Regions from separate parts of the Homo sapiens genome. Here region 1 is linked to region 2. A link is a contact called in ENCODE Hi-C or POLR2A ChIA-PET data. All regions are on one chromosome and are shown on one strand. Each heading gives the region's core, a stretch centred on a gene start or an enhancer-like site at or near the end of the contact. The rest is flanking DNA. Distances are from core to core; before and after follow the strand shown. Region 1 has its middle 40 kb from the start of MMP13. Region 2 holds the start of MMP13 (matrix metallopeptidase 13).

Region 1 (4,211 bases), core at 267-2,766, 41 kb before region 2:
GAGGCATGGGTCAGGATAGAAGCAATGGCAGTGATAAGAAGATATCTGATTCTGAATATCTATTTTAAGATTAATTGTCCCAATTGCTTACCCTAAGGTAGCAAGTCAGCAAATTAGAAAGTTGAGTGGAATTGATTCTAAATAGTTCTTATAAATTATACTGATGATCTAAGAAATAATTTGTAACACCAAGGGATTTTAGTAACAGATAGGAACCCCTTTCCTTCTACCTGAGAAGCAAAATAGGGACAGTCAATAGTATGAGTCTACTGCTGGTAGAATGGACATAGGCTTTGGAGGTAGGTACGCTGGAGCTTCCATCCTTCTGCTTTCATTAACTAGATGTGGGACTCAGGCAAGGAACTCAAATGCTTTGTTTTCATGTGTTGGAGAGCTATGATGATTACATAAAATAAGGTGCATAAAGTGTCCAGCATAGTGCCTGACATAGAGCAAATATACACTCAAGTTAGTGCCCTCTCTTTTCTCCCTTTCCAATTCAGCCTTCCAGCCCTGCTTAGGAATCTTTCTTAAAAACTCAGAGGAAATTTTAAATCTTAGGTATGCCTTTTGTCACTTTTCTAATGATGGAAAATGCGTTTCAGAAACAGAATAGAAAATAAATATTTTCATGATGTACTTTCTGAGAAAATATGTTTGAATCTAGTAAGAACTATGCTATCTAGTTTATTATCAAAGGTAATAATTTTATTAAGGTTTTAAATGGAAATAGTCCTACTCTTTTCTAATGACTCAGAAGTAGAACTGTTTTCCAACAAATTTTATAGCGTTCATCAATTTTATTCCTCTTGGATAAATATCCCCTTCCTGAATACTAAGATTCCAGAAAGGCGAAACAAAGTTTAAGAAACTTACAGTACCTTTGGAAAGTTAGGCTAGGTCATTTTACATTCTGGGAATAAATTAAGAAAATATGCCATCCATCACTTCATCACTTTAAAAAAGGCCAACCCTATAACACACAGACCTCCACAATTTTCTCTTACATTTATGTACATACCACATTTAGATCTGAATCTCTCTCTCTCTCTCTCTCTCTCACACACACACACACATACACACACACACACACACACACACACACACTCATAAGCATGCTCTGAGGAAGTGTAACTCTCAAATCCCAAAATATTTTATTTGGCTTAGGTGGCTTTTAGAATGTCATGCCAGAATAACTTCCCTATTCCATACTTTTCCTTTTCAAAAGCTCTTGTTAGGTAGCTATAAAAGTTACTATTATACCTGGATAATAAATTAATGGATAAAAATCAATTCGCCTAGTCCTTTTTGTCTGAACAAACTCAAAAAAAACTTGTTAGTTTCCCCCACTTACTAATTTTTAGACATCTTCACATTGCCTGCAAAATTGATCACCACCTGGTCCTTTCCTGACTAATGATACCCATTTCCTGCTGTGATGGCACCTCCCCCTGCAGCCAGGCAAGTTAGTTATGCACATGACTCATCCACTCCTTCCTTTTAGTCATTTTCCTGACCATATTCTAGCCTGAATTTTTTCCTTATGTCTCTATGTCATGCCATTTCCTTTACTGTTTCAAAATACTCCTCAAAACTCCATGTGCCCTTCCCAGACGTCCTGCCTCTAATAATTCCAATAACCCCTTAGAATGTATGTGTCTATATTAAAAGTGATGCTACTAAGCATCTTATCACATCAAGAAATAGATTGTATTTTCTAGCACAGAATCTGGGAGTGAAATACATCTTAGAGTTTATCTAGTGTAATCCCTTCGTTTTCTAGATGAAGAAAACTGGTCTAGAGATCTTAACTTTATCAGGACCAAAACTCCAGTCTCCTGACTCCAAGCCTAGTGTACTTTCTACCACCCCATGCTCTTCCCTCTACTTTCCCCTGTCCAGTTGTTTTAATCTGGTTACTAGAACAACTCAACTAGCCCTGGGATAATATTAAAGTTTCTGTCTTCCATCATTCCATCCAGCTGTTAATACCCAGAAGTTACTAAACCTCTCTTAGTCTCAGTTTCTTCATTTGTGAAATGGGGACATTGATAGTACCCATGTCATGGATTCACTCTGAGGCTTAACTGAAAAGATCCAGGTATCTGGAATATGTCAGGTGTTCAGTAAATGTTAATGGTGGTATTGATAATGACAAATATAACGGTGAATTTAAAATAATATTTGTAGTGGGTTGATTTTGTTTGTTCTTTCAATGGTCTCCTGGTTCTTCCACTATCTTTCTCAAACTTATGCTCTTCCTTATAGGGCTCTCATAAAAAGTGATTTACATTCCTAGTTTCACTTATTGTATGAAGATCCAGAGCAAAGGAAGCCATCAATATAAGGATCAGCCACAGAAGTAGGGAGTAGGTGTGGACCATCTGGCTGAGATGATAGAAAAATGAGTGACATTTGATTTTTGACTTCAGAGAACAAGAAATTTAGTTGGCAAGTCAGATTTAAAACCCCAGAAATGAAGTATAATTAACCACCCAATGCTGAAGTGACTTGAGGTGCAGTAGCTGGCTGGAGAAAGAAGATTTAAGCCTAGACTTGAGAAATCAGGGAAGACTCCTGGTGACAAAGCACTTGAGTCAAGGCCTAGGGTCTCAGGTGGTGTAGAGGAGAGTGCAGGTATTTCAGAGAGTGGGTACTGGGTGGAATGTTCTGAGAACACAGAGGACAGTAGCATGGCTGGAAACAATGGCATCACTATTTGATGTTCCGCTTACTATAGTGCAAAGCTTTGCTCTTAGACCCTCCCTTCTCTCAGATATGCTGAACCAATAAGCTGCTGAGCCCTATCCTTCAAAGTTTCTTTTTTCCTTTCTATTTCCACCACTATTTCCTGCATCCATGCTCTCGTATTCTTTTGTCTGAAGAGTTGCTAGAATATTCTCTGGTCAGTTTATCTCTAATTTCTCCTGGCATCTGCCCACCCCTAGAACCACTATCAGATACATCTTCCTAAAACACAGCACTAATTATACTAACAACAGTTACAATGCATTGAGCATTTAATCTATAAATAAACCCAAAGACAGCATTATTTATCCCCTTTATTTAAGTAAAGGCTCAGACTTAGACATGTCAAATGATTGGGCCCAAGGTCCCAATGAAAGTTGGATCAAGAATTGAAACCCACCTCATTCTAACTCCAAGGTTCATGCGTTACCTCAAATTATATGGCCTATATTGCTTAAAATAAACCAAATACAGCAAATTCATGACAGCTCACTTCCTTACGGTCTTCTCTGTCTCCAGTCCTGCACCCTTGTATGCTGTCTCTTTTCTGCCCCTCAGAACTGAACATAAACCAGTGCCCTTTTCCCAGATTACACTCCTCTTGTGCATGCATGCATACACATGCACATGCACACACACAACAAAATCCATTTGCGCACAAACTGAGGATTTTATGAGCTTAATAATATTTGAATAGTCAGCAAGAGTTTCACAGTGAACACCCACATCCCTCTGAAACTCCTGGCTTCCATTTGTTCTCTTTCCTATTTCAATCTTAAATGCTTACCCACTCCAATCTTAATTCTGGGATCAACAAGAATCTCTCCCTTGTCCTGCACAGAGCAGCACCACCCACACTCAGACCACAAAATGATTTATGCTTAGACCCCAAGAGGAATGTTGGTGAACAGCATTTTCTCCCTCTTCCTACATCGGGAAGAACAAACCACCCTACAACTCCAAGATTATTGGTTTGTAGTTAGAGTTACAAGTAGAAAAATAGCATTAGACTTTGGTTTAAAATATAATCACTTCCTGTATTCTGAGACCCTCATCTTTAAATTAGTTTACTTGAAAAGTTTAACAGGGAATATAGTAGGGGATATAAAGATGAATAAGTTCCCATTCTGCCCTTAAACTGCCTAGTCTTATGGGAGGAAATGGACACAAGCACTTATAATAACACTATGTTCTACATAGAAGTATGCAAAGAGAAGGTGTACTTTACCTTGTAGATCAGACTTCTTGTAAGAAATTGTACTCCAGTTGAGCTCGAAAGATACCTAGCAGTTAGCCAGACATAGAACGATGGGGAATTACATTCAAGACAGAGGGAACAGCATAAGTAAAGGCAAGGAGGAGTAAAAGAATAACACATTGTGTGTTGGAAAGGAATGATTAACTGCTCAGAAGTATAGGAAGGCGTATTAGTCCATTCTTATACTATAAATTACATGAGACTG
Region 2 (4,229 bases), core at 1,730-4,229:
CATGAGGTTATGAAAAAAAAAGAGAAATCGGAAGGTAGAACTAAGCAACCATCAGAGAGTGTTTACAAAAAATTATTACTTCGTGCACTTGCAGAGTCAAATCACTTACATTTTAGAAAAATAAACACACCGCTAAGTGTCATCGACAATGAGTTTTTACTATACTCTAAACTGAAGCCAAAATCTTGATCTTAATCGTTCTTTTACTTAAAGATTTTTCATAATTTTAATCTAACTCAAATGGCCAATTGTTCATGTTATTCCTAGTCTGGGACCCCTCTGTGATTTAGTATCTGGCTGTTCATAGACATTTTTCGTTCCTGTTTGGGTGACGTTTTGAACTTGAAAACTGATGATGACCTATGTTTTAAAAAGTCCCATATTGCTAATGTCTGAATCAGCAGTAAATACATAATTCTAATTTAGTCCAGTTTTGTTTGTTCATTCTACAGGTTTTCAAATTTCCCAGTGATTTGGTAGACTTGTTAGAACCATTTTTAAATACCAGCTCAGCCCTATTGTGTTAAAGATGACATCTGAAACCACAAATCATTTCACAGTGGTAACCAGAAGGCTTGACTTTAACAGTTAACAACCTGATATAAGGACTTGCGTTGACAAGCAGTTTGCCAACACATTATGATGTGATGACACATCCCTATCACCATCTAAAAACACTTTTCCCTGAACAATATTCTATAAACGAGCAGTCTGATTATTTTCTTAATGAATTAATGTATTTTAATCTTTGGAGGAATTTTTATTTATTTCTACTTAAGAAAACTACAGAACATATAATAATATGTTCTCATTAACCTTTCTGTGTTTTTTCTTTTGCGCTGATTATGTTCTTAAATGGAATGAGAAACTAGTAAAATACTAAAGTTGTTTGATAATAAACTTTATTTTTAAAGTTGAAAAATAGTGGCATGTATTTATTTTCATTTGTTATTAAAAATGTTTTTTTTAATGGGGGAGGTAATATTGTAATGATCCTCAGAAAAAGGCCCTCATTTTAGCCTTCATTTCATTTCCATAGACACTAGCATGGTATCCTATATGGTTGATGCTCAATTAATATATTCATTAAATTGATAGATAAAAAAGCTTCTTTTCTTCTAGTTTGAAGTAGTAACATTTCTACAAATATGTGAAAATCTATAAGAACAGTTAGCCTATTTGATTCTTTTTCTCCACTTTCAAATGTTTAATAAAATGTTATTTGTTTTCCAGCTTCTTAAGCACTTCTTATCTAATGAGATTTTAATATATTATGAAAATTTATTTGTAAAAACAAATGCTTTCTAATAAACTAACTTTTATAAGCTTAGTCGATGAATCAAACTTTTTTGGATAATTTTTCACTTAATCTCAAAATTAAATATTATGATACATGGAAGCAACTTAAAATAAATTATTGCTTTGCATTCCTGATTGAGCACCAATCTAATCTTGAACTCACTGGAAACAATCTATTTGAAAGGGTATATTTGGCTGTATTTTGTTTGGATAAAGGCATATAGTAAATTTCCCTCAAATGATCACATACATGTTGTAGGCTTTTCTGATTTTTCTCTAAGGCACTGGCTACTCTAGATTATAGGATTTTACTCATATGTTAGGATACCCATTTCGTACTCACCCTAAAGCTGTATTCATGCTCCTTCTCTTTGTCTTACTATGTTCCTGACCTGAGCAGCATTTTCTTTCTGACTCTTAGTCACTCAAATTAACCTGCATTTCCAATCATTTATTTAAAGAAGTCCAATAAATCCAAAGATCATGGCCTATATTGCTCTACCCATTTACTTCTGCAGGGGACCAAAGATGGCACTTTGATTTCACGGTACTGAATGTGTGATGTTCTGAAAGGAATAATAGGGTAGAGGCCCCTAGGACTATTTTCCTGATGGTTGGACCAAGATTACTTCTATTATTCAAACTTAAAAATTGAGAAACTTGAAATTGGCCTACTGCAGCCCTAGTTTTCTTGGGCACTCCCTGAGGTGTAGGAACCAAACAGCTCAGCTTTTAAGAAAATATCTGAGAATGGAAAGGGTGGAGGTCATAATTAGACAGGGACGGTGGTCAAGAACATTGAGTTTTGAGTTATTGGCCTAGGTTCAAATCCTGGTATCATTTATAAACTATATGACCGTATACAAGTATTTAACTTCTCAGTGTATCAGATTATTCATATGTAAAATGGAAAACAAGCTTTCTGACAGCACCTATGTGGCTGTTGTAAGGATTAAATGAGATAATGCCTTTTAAACCTAGAATGCAGTAATCCCTGTTTGTGCTAGCCATTACAGTTGTTCCGTTCCAATGTAATTCTTCTACCTCTGTCTGAATCTGTAGGGAATTTATGCAGGACTCCATATTTGTCGAGAGGTCATGCCAGTGTGTTTAAATTCCAACCATGGGGCTCAATCCTGCGGTTGTGCCGTAGCACCTCCAAGTCATCAAGCTTGGTTTTGGTCCAATATCGTGAACTTCAGGTAGACACAAGACATCTCTCTGTAGTTATTCTAGAGAAAATGCAGTTTATAATTTACCAGGCAGTAGTAAACATTCTAGAATCAGTACTAAGTTTCTCTTTATGGAAGTAAACATGCCATCTTGATACACTTATTATTCGAAGAAGCAAAAGTAGATACGTTCTTACAGAAGGCAAAAAAAAAAAAATTTTGCTAAGTGAAGTAAAAAATGTACTACTCTCTGCTTCTTCCCACAGTATCCATAAATATGCTGAGGCCGTTTATTTTGCCAGATGGGTTTTGAGACCCTGCTGAAACAAGAGATGCTCTCATTTATATTTCCCTCAAATTCTACCACAAACCACACTCGGGAGGGAAAAGAAAAAGTCGCCACGTAAGCATGTTTACCTTCAAGTGACTGGGAAGTGGAAACCTATCCATAAGTGATGACTCACCATTGCAGGCCTATAAAAGTAAAGGTAATCTCTGCGGAAAGACAACAGTCCCCAGGCATCACCATTCAAGATGCATCCAGGGGTCCTGGCTGCCTTCCTCTTCTTGAGCTGGACTCATTGTCGGGCCCTGCCCCTTCCCAGTGGTGGTGATGAAGATGATTTGTCTGAGGAAGACCTCCAGTTTGCAGAGGTAGAGTATCTTGCCAATCCTGATGATGCGGTTGGTACATCTCAGAAATGTCCTTCTCTTTTAAACGCAGTTCATTTTGGTGTCTTTTCTAGCGCTACCTGAGATCATACTACCATCCTACAAATCTCGCGGGAATCCTGAAGGAGAATGCAGCAAGCTCCATGACTGAGAGGCTCCGAGAAATGCAGTCTTTCTTCGGCTTAGAGGTGACTGGCAAACTTGACGATAACACCTTAGATGTCATGAAAAAGCCAAGATGCGGGGTTCCTGATGTGGGTGAATACAATGTTTTCCCTCGAACTCTTAAATGGTCCAAAATGAATTTAACCTACAGGTAAATCATAGGCTATCTTTCTTTCATATTTGTTAGCCTTTTCTTGTAGTATTAAATGTCTAATATTAAGTAGGCCTTATTATTTAATTGGCAGTTAAATTCCAGAATAGCTTTAATATGGTTGCCGAGAATACCTCATAACATCTATTATTGTTACATTAACTCAGCATTATTTTTTAGTGGGCATCTCAAAGTATTTCTTTTAGAGATGAAATCAAAAGAGAAATAAAAGTAGGTTAAAGAAAATTTGCAAACATAGTACATTAGGTGTATTTATTACAACAGTGCTCAAGATGAAGAGTTCCACTCTTTCTAGAAACTTTACAGAGCTATTTCATTTATTTGAGCTTTATCAATGTAATCTAAACTTTTAGCATGCAAAATAAATTATATTAAACATTGGAATATTTTAAATTTAAGATGCCACATGGTCAGATATTTGGAGATACTCAAATGTGGCTGAATTTTTGACTTTTTATTCTTGTATGGCATCATAATTAATACATTATTTGAAACAATAAACCTCTAGTAGAACTTTCAAAGAAATTATTGCATTTTGAATTGAAAAGCAATATACCAAGAAAATGTATTCTAAAATAGCTGTCACTTTCCAAAAAGTTCATTGAAACTTTCTCTGTTAAATAGAATTGTGAATTACACCCCTGATATGACTCATTCTGAAGTCGAAAAGGCATTCAAAAAAGCCTTCAAAGTTTGGTCCGATGTAACTCCTCTGAATTTTACCAGACTTCACGATGGCATTGCTGACA

What was found. Hi-C counts contacts between places; a loop is a spot of excess contacts on that map. ChIA-PET counts read pairs that join two places held with the same protein, here RNA polymerase II (POLR2A). Pooled maps may share reads with other maps.
Region 1: a map of PC-3 shows a loop between it and region 2 (2.4-fold over the local background). The contact joins the enhancer-like site here to the promoter of MMP13 in region 2. A Hi-C loop is called at or near these places in 1 of 168 maps with a recorded cell type or tissue (PC-3) and 1 of 50 pooled maps. POLR2A ChIA-PET finds 5 or more read pairs at or near these places in 2 of 52 experiments (HCT116 and activated T-cell).

The regions. Positions count from the first base shown.
Region 1 is chr11:102,993,701-102,997,911 of GRCh38, reverse strand. No RefSeq gene overlaps it. Among named protein-coding and RNA genes, the nearest start is that of MMP13, 40 kb to the right of the region's middle. Within about 2 kb of position 1,516, at least 4 of the 41 ENCODE cell types and tissues checked have a DNase peak (open chromatin) inside an H3K27ac peak, as active enhancers do; they include PC-3, where a contact is called at or near this core.
Region 2 is chr11:102,954,482-102,958,710 of GRCh38, reverse strand. It overlaps MMP13 (matrix metallopeptidase 13), which reads left to right and starts at 2,979. Exons shown (of 10, transcript NM_002427.4): 1 at 2,979-3,125; 2 at 3,218-3,459; 3 at 4,105-4,229. The coding sequence starts at 3,006. RefSeq lists an enhancer at 2,347-3,546.